2 separate regions of the Homo sapiens genome follow, and region 2 is linked to region 1. The links are chromatin loops, found by intact Hi-C in ENCODE. Cell type or tissue: heart left ventricle. All regions are shown on one strand. Each heading gives the region's core, and the rest is flanking DNA. Links, peaks and the distances in the headings are about the cores only.

Evidence for each region. Peaks named below come from ENCODE experiments on the same cell type or tissue, not always from the same donor. Only the 100,000 strongest peaks of a DNase experiment are listed, where the experiment ranks them.
Region 2: it touches region 1 in a loop (2.6-fold over the local background); 7 of 110 quality-filtered maps call a loop at or near these places.

Annotation. Positions count from the first base shown.
Region 1 is chr11:44,859,793-44,865,165 of GRCh38, forward strand. It overlaps TSPAN18 (tetraspanin 18), which reads left to right. Exons shown (of 10, transcript NM_130783.5): 3 at 536-677. Among named protein-coding and RNA genes, the nearest start is that of TP53I11, 88 kb to the right of the region's middle. RefSeq lists enhancers at 1,706-2,333, 2,334-2,961, 3,062-3,111. In heart left ventricle, for the core only: no CTCF peak of the experiment used is centred there; DNase peaks (open chromatin) are centred at 2,424 and 2,629; H3K27ac peaks cover 1,237 bases.
Region 2 is chr11:44,795,029-44,800,401 of GRCh38, forward strand. The region is part of intron 2 of TSPAN18 (tetraspanin 18); the gene reads left to right. Among named protein-coding and RNA genes, the nearest start is that of TSPAN18-AS1, 61 kb to the left of the region's middle. RefSeq lists enhancers at 274-1,190, 2,877-3,555. In heart left ventricle, for the core only: no CTCF peak of the experiment used is centred there; no DNase peak of the experiment used is centred there.

The DNA of each region.
Region 1 (5,373 bases), core at 291-5,290:
GGCCTTGCTCTGCCACCAACTTGCTGTGTGACTTTGAGCAAGTCAGTGCCCCTCTCTGGGTATCAGTCTCCTTATTGGTAAAAAGAGGCCATTGGTCTGGCGGCATGGAGCATCCCAGGAATGCATTTTCACACGAGGAAGAAACTTCTCTCCAATCTGCTTGGACTCATGGACTTGCCTTGCACTCAGACACACAAATTATGTTTTACATAAAAGCAAATCATGAAACATTTGCTGAACCTCCTCTCCCTTCTGCAAGGGGCACTGTGCTAGATGCAGGGGTTATGACGCTTATGTATTTTTACTCAGCACATGCAAACACAGGCACATGCATACCTTTGTGTCTTAGAATTATTTCCAGGCTATTTCAGTCGGATCTAGATGTTGAGTGCCCAATCCTGATGCTCACCTGCAGGCTCCTGCAGTCTTGGTTCCATCACTTCGCCTCCTGCAGGGCCAGGAGAGCCTTTCAAACAGAAAGAAGAGACCGCAGCTCGGGCAGGTAATCACGGCTGCTTCTGCTTCCCTCTCACAGGTGAGCATCTCCTGGACCACCCTCAAGCTTCAGGTGAGCTGAGCTTCTAACACTACCATCAAAGCAACTGGAACCCCTTGAATTTGATTTCTGGAGACGCGAGCATAATCCTTTTGCAGACATCTCAACGCTGGCTCTCCAGGTAACAGAGGTTAGGCTCATTCAGCAAGGGGATTTCTGCTACTTTTGTTGTTGCTGTTGTTGTTGCTAAGGGTAACCATCAGCAGGGCACCTGTCATTCTCTTTCATGCATCAGTGTCTGTCTCTCCCATCACACCAAAGGTCCGTGGGCAGGATAGTAAGGGGTGCAGATAGTGTGAGTGGATCTGAGCCAAGGTTGCTGGGGTCTCACTAGATTAGCCAAGAAGATAACCCTCGGAGGGGCCAGACAGCTGAGAAGGCTGAGGTGCAGGCTAGCCCACCAGGTTGCTGGCCCATGCCCCTCAAGCTCAACTGGGGAAGGGTGGAACTGTTGCCCAGGTAAGCAAGAACCAGTGGTGGGTCAGAAGTAAAGGTTGGCTGCAGTGGGTGGTGAGAGGGCAAAGGCTGAACTGAGGTCAGATGCTGCATCATTTGGGAGCCAACACTCAAACTGGATTAAGCAAGACAGGCCATTTATTAGCTTTTTAAAATTGGTTTCTAATATATTGGTTTCTAATAATATATATTCCAAATATATATATTCCAAATAATATATTTGGGGCCTATTTATTGGTTTCAAGGCAGGCAGGGCTGAATCCAGGGCTCAAATGATGCTGTTAGGACCGTATCTCACCACATCCGTGTCCTCTGCCTCCCTCCTTGTGAGCTTCAGTCCTCGGTAGCCACTCTCCATGTGGCCGCAGGGCAGGCACCTGCAGATCCAGACTGACGCCTTGCTCATTTCAAATCCAATGGAAGGAGAGCTTCTTTTTCCCAGGCGGTCCAACAAAAATCCCAAAGTCAAGGCTTATTGGATGGTCTTGGGTCACATGACACCTCTGCCCAATCACTGAAACCTGGAGGATAAGATATGCTGATTGGCCAGACTGGGTCAGTTGGTCGGGGGGCAGTCGGTGCGGGGGTTGGTGGGGTGCGGGTGGTGCTGAGGGAGGTGGTCGGGGCTGTGGGGACTGGTCGGTGCTGGGGTGGGGGCGGTCGGTGCTGGGCGGGGGGTCGGTGGTTGGGGGTGGTGTGGTGAGGTCGGTAGGTGTCGTGGGTTGGGGAAGTCAGCCTGAATGCATGAGAGGGGATGGACTTGCAAGGGAAAATCCAAGCATTATTTTTAGAAAAAGGAGAAAGGAATGCTGGGCAGACAAAGCAGCAGATTCTCCCTACTGGTGTCATGTTGGGAGTCGGGGGCGATGAAGCACCCAGGTGGTCGCATGTGTCCCAGTTGGGATTCTTCCTGTGATTTATGGTACCAGGGTTGGCCTCTCTCTAAGTGCCTCATTTTTAGTGAATCTAGTATCTGAAAGCCCAAATTTCACACACACACACACACACACACACACACACACACACACACAGCCCCCATGCCTCTGATGGATCTGAGAGTGGTACTTCACGTTCCAAAAAGATTGTTCCAGAAGGTCTTTCTCATAAAGAGTCCCTGCACTCTCTGATGGCCGCCCCACTATTTCAGCCACCCCAGCGCCTGGCTGCCTTGAGTAGACCTCCACTCGCCGGGAAGGCCTGTTCCTTTTTCCCCCCACCTCCACTCCTTCATGGCTGAGGGGAGTTTCTTGAGCCTCTTTAGGGTTTTTTGCGCTAAATGGGCCCCTTCCCAGAAGACCAACCGCAGCCTTGCTTATCTGAAGCCCCTTAGAGGGACAGGGGAGCAGAGGGGGACGGGCACTGGTTGAGTGGAAGCTCCGTCTCTGGGGGCACGAGGGTACACGTGGCCAGGCCAGCCTGGCAGCCCTGCTGCCCTCCGCCGCGGCAGCTCTGTCCTACATTTAGGGTGCGATGTGTGATTTCATTTGAGCAAATATTCCTCTGCAGAAAAAATACCGAAAACCACAGCTTGTGATGCTGCCTCCCAGGCAGCTGCCCCTTGCTTGGTTTTGGTCAACCACAAACCTCCTGGCCCTCCCCCAGTCTCTCTCGCTCTGTGTCTCGCCTGTGGGCTCCAAAGCTCTGACTCACCATGCAGCCAGCTCAGCGCTCAGCACCACCCTGCCTTATATGGTGAGCTCAGCACCTCTGGGTCAATGAGTGTTAATTCATTTATTCAGCCAATGGCTGTTGAGTGCCTATCATGTGCCAGGAGCTGTTTAAATGCTGGGGATTGAGGGTGAGCAAAGCCCAAAGGTCCCTGTCCTCAGGGTTCCCTGACCTCTCCTCTGGGAGATCTCCTGAGGGCAGGACCCTCCTCTGGGTGTCTTGCCCCCAACCCCTCGCCTGATGTCTCAGACAGTGCTAAACCATAACTGGGCTGGCTTGGTAGATATGTCGGTCAGTTACTTTCCACAGCATTTTGTAAAGCCCCCACCTGTGCCTGATGCAGCAGAAATAGCAGAATGACTTGGTTCTCAGCCTTTAGGACTTAGGGTGTAAGGTGCCACTTGTCATGGCCCTGGGGAGGAGGAAGGGCAGCTGTTAGAGAGATCTGTATGCAGACCTGCTCCTGGAGTGTGCACCTGTTAATAAAACGAATCATACAAGCTCCACTTCCCAGGCATTCGTCATTCATTCAGATGCACTCAACAGGCACCTCAGAGGCCAGATTTTTAAGGGAGACGATCAAAGTCAAGACATCCAAGGTAAAGAATGGGAGGGTCCAGAGCTGAAATATAAAGGAAGGCTTGGGGGTTCAGAGGCCAGAAGGAGATGTTACTGCTGCACAGTGGTGGTGTAAAATCAGGGGATGCAAGGCCTGTGAGCTGTGCCTAGATATAGGCCAGTTTCGGACGTTAGAAAGGACATTCGGGAGGAAGACACAGTGAGAGCAAAGGCCTGGCAGTGGGACCCTGAGGCTTGAAAGACTGTGCCAGGCAGGAAGCCAGATGAACTCGGTTAGCCTTCTTTCCCGCAGGCCTCCAGGCTTGGCCGTGCTGGGCCTGGGGCCATCTTGTCTTCAAGGCTGCTTTCAACTACAGCTTGGGTACGGAGTTTAGTAGCGCCTCCCTTTTCCTTTTGTCCTCTTCTTCCCTGGGAAGGGGAGTTTTGGAGGGCCCTTTCAAAGAGATGGTGCTGCACAAAGACCAAGAGTTCTTAATCCTCTCATTCCTGAGATACTTTACAGAGCTTAGGGCTCATTTTCACTTAGAGCATTGCAAGCAGCTGCCCTAGTGGCATACCCTGGGCTGGAAGTTGGGAGACTTGGGTCCCTGCTGCACTACTGATGTCCTTAGCCTCCTGGCCTATAGTTTGTCAAGCTCCTTCCGCTTGAAACATTGTATTCCATGTCAGACCTGGGTTCGGATCTGAGCTCTGCTAGCAGTACAGCCTCAGTATTCTTATAAGTAAGTTAGAGATAGTAATAGTCACTTCTCGTAAGACTGTGTGAAGATGGAAGGAAATACTTGAATGACAGAAAGTGCTTAACAGAGCACCTGCCAGGGATCAGCATTCAGTGTAGTACTGATGCTATTTGGTGTTGTTATTATTTATATTTCAATCATATTAATATAACTCTGTGGGAGTCTTCAGTGTATAGGTGCCTGTTGGTCCATGTCCCAAAAAACTTGGTGATGGGGACCGGGCACGGTGGTTCATGCCTATAATCCCAGCATTTTGGGAGGCTGAGGCGGGCGGATCTCAAGGTCAGGAGTTCGAGAGCAGCCTGGCCAACATAGTGAAACCCCGTCTCTACTAAAAATACAAAAATTAGCCGGGTGTGGTGGCATTCGCCTGTAGTCCCAGCTACTTGGGAGGCTGAGGTGGGAGAATTGCTTGAACCTGGAAGGCAGAGGTTGCAGTGAGCCAAGACCGCACCACTGCACTCCAGCCTGGGTGACTGAGTGAGACTCCGTCTCAAAAAAAAAAAAAAAAAAAACTTGGTGATGGGGTGGGGTGTCACACCCCTCCCATCTCCGAAAAGTGTTGGGGTTGGGGCTGCCTTACCCAGAATCACATTTATTCATTCATTCACCAACACTTCATTGAGCACTTACTGTGTGCCTGGGCCTCTGAGAGGCACGTGGGGTCCTATTGGATAGGATGCTCAGGGTCCCTGCTCTCGGCAGCTCAGGTCTTCAGGCTGAGGCCTTGGGGAAAATCCCACCCCAGCTTCCCATGGCACCCGAAGCTTTGTTCAACCCTCCCTTGCCATCTTGGGCCTAAGGCCTGGGTGAAATGCCAGAGCATCCACTAAAATGGACTGGTCCAGTGTTGCACATGGACCTTATGGGGTGGATTGCCAAGTCCCAGTTCAGCATCAGGAAAACTAAGTGTTTCACGGGGAAGATGGGCTTGCCCTGGGTGCCAATGGCAAGGTCCTGTTTCATTTTTCACCCCCCTTTGATGCTTCTTTGGATCCTGAACTGCAAAGGGTTTTGATTATTTCTGGAGGACGCCAAGCCTGTACATGGAAGGTGCTGGGGGTCCAGTCTGCCCCTGTGTTTGCCTGGCGGTCTCCTTGTGGGTATCTCACCCTCTCTGGTCTCTGGCAGCCAGCAGAGCCTGCCATGTGGGGCATCAGCCAGAGGTTGGTGAATGGATGGATGGGTGGAAGGATCACAGTGGATTTACTGGAATCGGTGTTGTCCCAGCCTCAGCCGGGGTGGTTGGACATACCAATCTCTTGGCTTGTTTTTCTGTGACAATTTGATTTTGGCTCCCGTGGAATATAAGGAATTTTCAAGTAGTGGAATGGACTCAAAACAAATGGCTTTTGAGCTGATTAAGTTTCTCAG
Region 2 (5,373 bases), core at 139-5,138, 65 kb before region 1:
CAAGACCACCTCAAAGACCTGCTGCCATTTCTGCCATTGGAACCCCCACCCCCACCCCCACCCCCGGGGTCTTCCCATCATACCTAGAGTCAGATCTAAGTTCCTTATTGTGGCTGGCTCCTGCCAGCCTCATCCTTACCACCTGGGCTCCTTCAACAAGCTGGGCCAGTTCCGGTCCTCACGCCAGCTGCTTCTCTTCCTGGGACCACTCTTCCCTCACTGGCCCACTCCAGCATGGAAGGGTTTGACATCATCCAAGGGCTGCTGCCTCATCCCCTGGTCCTGATGTTGGCATGAGGCGATGTTTAAGATGCCTGCCCTGGAGCTTCCCTGCCTGGGTTCAGATCCAAGGTCCCACTGCCTGCCCCAGTCATGGTAAGCCAGATGATTTCTCTAAAGCTCAGCTTCCTCATCTGCAAAGTGGTCATGATGGTATCCTACCTCCACTCATCCAAGCAGTAGGGCAGTGGGGGTACAGGAAACCAGCTGGGAGGCTACTGCAATAGTCCAAGCGAGTTCTGGCGGTGGCCAGCCTGACACACAGGTGTGAGGATCAGGCATGCACTGGACTTCCAGGGATGAGTTCACACCCTCTCACTGCCACACCCTTACTCCTGCCGCTTCTGATTGTCTAAGCTTCTGGGGCCCAGACCCCATTTTCTGCCCCAGGAGCCGGAAGAAAGGATACATTTCATTCACCAGACCCCGCTGGAGTCTTGACCTCTCAGAACCTGACTGGCTTCCATGTGGTTTGGGACCTTGGGGTGTACAGGCATGAGATGCATTGTGCCCTGAGCCCACTGCCGGCTGGCACCAAGGACCTTTGGAGGCTTTGGGGTGATCTGGGACTAGCCAGGGCTCCCTGCTCCCAGGCCTGCTAAATGTGGAGCTGTAGCCTGCAGACACAGCCTGTCACTGTCACTACCTGTCCCAAACCTCAGGGGTGAGCCATGGCTGTGAATGCACTTTCTATTCCTTTTTTGTGCCCTCTGGCCTTCCTGTGGTCCCTCCGTTGCCCTTTCCATGCCACATCATGACTGCATCTCACTCATTTGCCCCAGTGTTCAGGAGACGCTTTGCCCACATCTGCTTTTAAAGAACAACAAGCTGAGATGTCACAGAATGGCAAGGAGGAGGAGAAAATGGAGGCTCCTGGTTCTTTGCTAATTTATTTTGACAACTGTAATTTCATTTTAATTATTTATGATCATTATTTAGAGTTCACTGGCAAGCGACCTGAGGTGTATGTTTTGTGCAGTGGAGAAGCCATGGCAGTGGGAGATTGGTTTTCAGTTTTTACGATGTTTTTGCTGATTCATGGGAAATGGATGGCAGGGTCCTCTGCCCCAGCCTTAGCCCCACTCCTGTGGGTTCCTCCATTGCCATGGAAGAATTATTCTCCCTTCACACGGTGGAGATAAAAGCAAGAACCTGGAGCTCAGGGTCGGTCATGGGGACTGGTGGAGTCATCGTCCCTGTTTCCAGCTGGGTTTCTTCTCCTTGGAGAGGCAACACCTCTCCGGGTTTTGCCTGCACATAGCGCCCAGAATGGAACCCAGCATGTCAAAGTAGGGAGAATGTTGGTGACTACAGGTCTCCCCCTATCCTTGTTTTATGTACTAGGGAACTAATGACCTGAGAAGGACAAGGATAGCCTCAGTCACACAGCAACAACCAAAATACAGACCTGCTGAGCCCGGGCCAGCCTGAGCCTACCCACCCTCTGTCTGTCCTCTAGGCTTCTGCTCTGGCTGGAGCAGGGTGTGTAGGTATCTATTCTCATGCATATTCCCAGCCCCCAGACCTGAGTCTGCAAGGACTTTCTCAAGCAAATGATCACCCACGTTGAGACACTGGTTTAGAGGGTATGTTCAGAACTGTGGCTTCTTGAAGGCCATGGCTGGTGGGTTTCCTATGGTATTGGCTTTGAGGGTTCTGAGAACATTGTCCTGACTCTGAGTAGCATCCTCACCCAACTTCAGGTATTACAGGACCTGAAATCCTACCTGTGGAGATTTTTTCCTTTGGAGATAAGCATCACCTTCCATATTCTGGATGTTCCTAGGAGGAGTGACTCATTGATGCCACAAGAAATCCGTAGTAACAACCCCTCATGTCTGTTGAGTAGGTTGGACCCTTGGCTTATCTGATTTCTCACAACCCAGGAGGCAGACAAAGCAAAGACTCTTTCTGCCCATTTTACAGATGAGAACCGAGAGGTTCCAAGAAGTTGACGCCCCTAAAAGTCACGTGGCCAGTGAGTTCACAAACCAGACTCTGGACATTTGAGCCCCCACTGTAGCCTGATGAGGTGGGTGTTAGGGAATAGAAGAGGCTGAGAGGCCAGGTGAGTGGGTGAGGGAATGAGAGGGGAAAGGCTTTGGTGGGGGCCACGGTACCCATCATTATTATTTATAGGATAGATCTGGTGGGACTTTCTGAGCGATGTGAGGGATGATGGCGGGGTGGGGAGGAGTATGGAGACTGATGAATGGATTCTGTGCCTGAGCACCTGGGAGCCAAGTCCTGCCATTAATGAAAATGGGGACGGGAGCAAACACACCTACAGTGAACGCCTCCTTGGTGAGACTCAAAGATTCTTAAGGACCAGTTCTGTGCCACATTCATCATTTTGTTATCCTTGTGTCTAGCAAAGGCACTGACGGGATGAGATTCTCAGGACTGGTTTGTCAAGAGCACATGTGAATGGGGGAGGGGAAGGAGCTCCTAAAGGCATGAAAGTGAAAAATTTGGGAGGAATTAACACTCCCCTGCCTCAGGTGAAGCGACCTCTGGCCTTTCTCTAAGTGGGTGACATAGAGCACTAATGCTTGGCCCTAAACAGTTGCTCAGCAGAGAAGTTTAGGAACGAGTGTGTACTCTGCCTCCATTTCTAGAGAGTCAAGACGCTTGTTGGGTCAAATAAAGGCTCTGATAAGTCCTGCACAAAGGAGCCTGTTTAACTTGGGGTAAGCCAGCATTTCCCAGACTTCATGGACCACAGTGCCTTTTTTTGTTGCTGAGGTTATTAACATCTGAACACACTTCTAGAAAGGCTCTTCAGGCCAGCCTCCCTCCTGTGTGCTCAGTGGCTGGCCGTCCCTGAAGAGGGTCAGAGAGGCCCGTGCCCTCCCACACTCAGCTCTTAGGAAATCACTATCTGCTGTTGAGGATTATTCTGAAGATGGTACCATCATTAGCATCATAATAGCAGCTTCACTTACTCAATCCTTAAACTCCCGAGCAATGTGGTGAGCAGCTTTCCTGCGTCTTTCATGTAAGGCTCACAGCAGCCCTGTGATGTGGGTACTGTCATCACCATCCTCATTTCACAGACAGGGAAAGACGGGGAAAGCAAGACTTGGAGGATTAAGTCGCTTGTCCAAGGTCACACAGCTGGAAAGTAGCAGAGCCAGATGTAGTCACAGAAAAGCTCCAGTGCATTCCTTCCCCCAAGCTTAACCACTGCCCTGTCCTGTGAGGGACTTGGTAGCCTCCCCCATCTGGCCCAGACCATGGCTAAGCCACTCTGGGGGCCCCAAATTTGGTGTTTGCATTGCTAGCTTCAGTCTGGACCCCCCTGGGCAGCCCTCACCCCCTGCCCTCCCCTTGGCCTTCCTGGAACTGATGCTGAGTATATTAGAAACCCATGGAATTGGAGAGTTTTAAACAGGAAACTGGTATAATTTTGGTCAGGAGCTCAGGCTAGAGTGAGGAAGCTCTGCCAGGCACAGCCACATCCAAAAGAAATAGAGAGGGAGGGTTTAGAGTTTCCAGTTTGTGCATTTCAGGGATATGAAGATAGATAAAGGAGTTGTATTCAGCCCTGTCCAGGCTTGACTGTCTTTTGTTTTTCTTGTCTTCCAAGTCCTTCTTTATTGAATCTGGTGAGACTGAGGCCAACTAGGGGACCCAGGGCAGTGAAGCTTCATCTCATGGGACTTATCCCCACCCCCACCCCGCCTTTGTGACTTTTTGTGTCATGCTCTGCACCCCACCCCCTCCCAGGCAGTGCCGCCCCCTCCTCACCCTTGCCCTCCCTTGTTTTTTGTTCCTCTGGGAGCTCCCCAGAGAGTGGGCCACTGTGGGGGCCATCGGTGCAGAGAGGACACAATGGAACTCTTGTGAAACTGTGGGCTTCTCCTGCCCCCTCCCCAGGGGGCCTGTCCAACATTCCTCAGCCTTGCCCGAGACCTTCTTGAACCCTCGTCCCCTTGGAAAACCAGACTAAACTGGTCTCATGGGGAGAGGGTTTTTGTCTGCCTAAGGAGCCTGTCCCGCACCCCACCCCAACTTCGGAGCGGCCACTGCCCTTGCACACCCTATACCTTGGTCCAAACGACACACCCACGACACCATGCCAACCTCGGATTTAAAAGTTTTATTAGATTAGCAAGTTCATTCTTCACTCAGCTCTTCTCAGCCCCCATTCAACTGCATTTCAATTCCACAAACATCTGTTAGCCCTCCAAGTAAGGGAGAACGTCAATGAGCGGGCAGTAGCTCCCAGTGGAAGAGGGCACTGTGGTGGAGGGACTAGAAGGATGACCCTCCCAGGCCTATTGCGTGGGGCACATCGATTGGGTGTTTATTATGTGTCAGCGATGATTTCTGTGGTCACAGCAACCCATGAGGTAGGTGCTACTATTTTCCCTTTCTACGAAAGAGGAAACTGAGGCATGAGGAGTGATGACCCATTCCCAGGGTTACAGTCAGGAAGTGGCAGAGCCAGGATTTGAACCCAGGCAGACTGCCTTCAGAGCTGCTCTTAACAACCCATGCATTTATTAGAATGCTTGGCAAGTATTTATTTATTTATTGAGACGGAGTCTCGTTCTGTCACCCAGTCTGGAGTGCAGTGGCACGATCTTGGCTCACTGCAATCTCTGCCTCCTGGGTTCAAGCGATTCTTGTGTCTCAGCCTCCCGAGTAGCTGTGATTACAGGTGCACACCACCACACCCGGCTAATTTTTTGTGTTTTTTTTTTTTTTTTTTTTTTGTATTTTTAGTAGAGACAGGGTTTCGCCATGTTGGCCAGGCTGGTCTCAAACTTCTGACCTCAGGTAATCCACCTGCCTCGGCCTCCCAAACTGCTGGGGTTACAGGTGTGAGCCACTGCGCCCAGCCTGGCAAGTACTTATTGAGCCAGGTACTCTCTGCCACTAGAACAGCCTCTCCCCAGGGCACGTGCTTTAAGATTCACAACATACATTCAGACCACAGTCTTCAGGATGACTGTGCAGGTATTAGAGGACCCATTTTGATGATGGAGAAACTGAGGTTCAAAGAAGTGAAAGGTATTGCCAGAGGCCCCAGAGCTGGGGGATCTGGCGGATCTGGGGTTGGAGCCTCTTCTGCCTCACTTACATCTC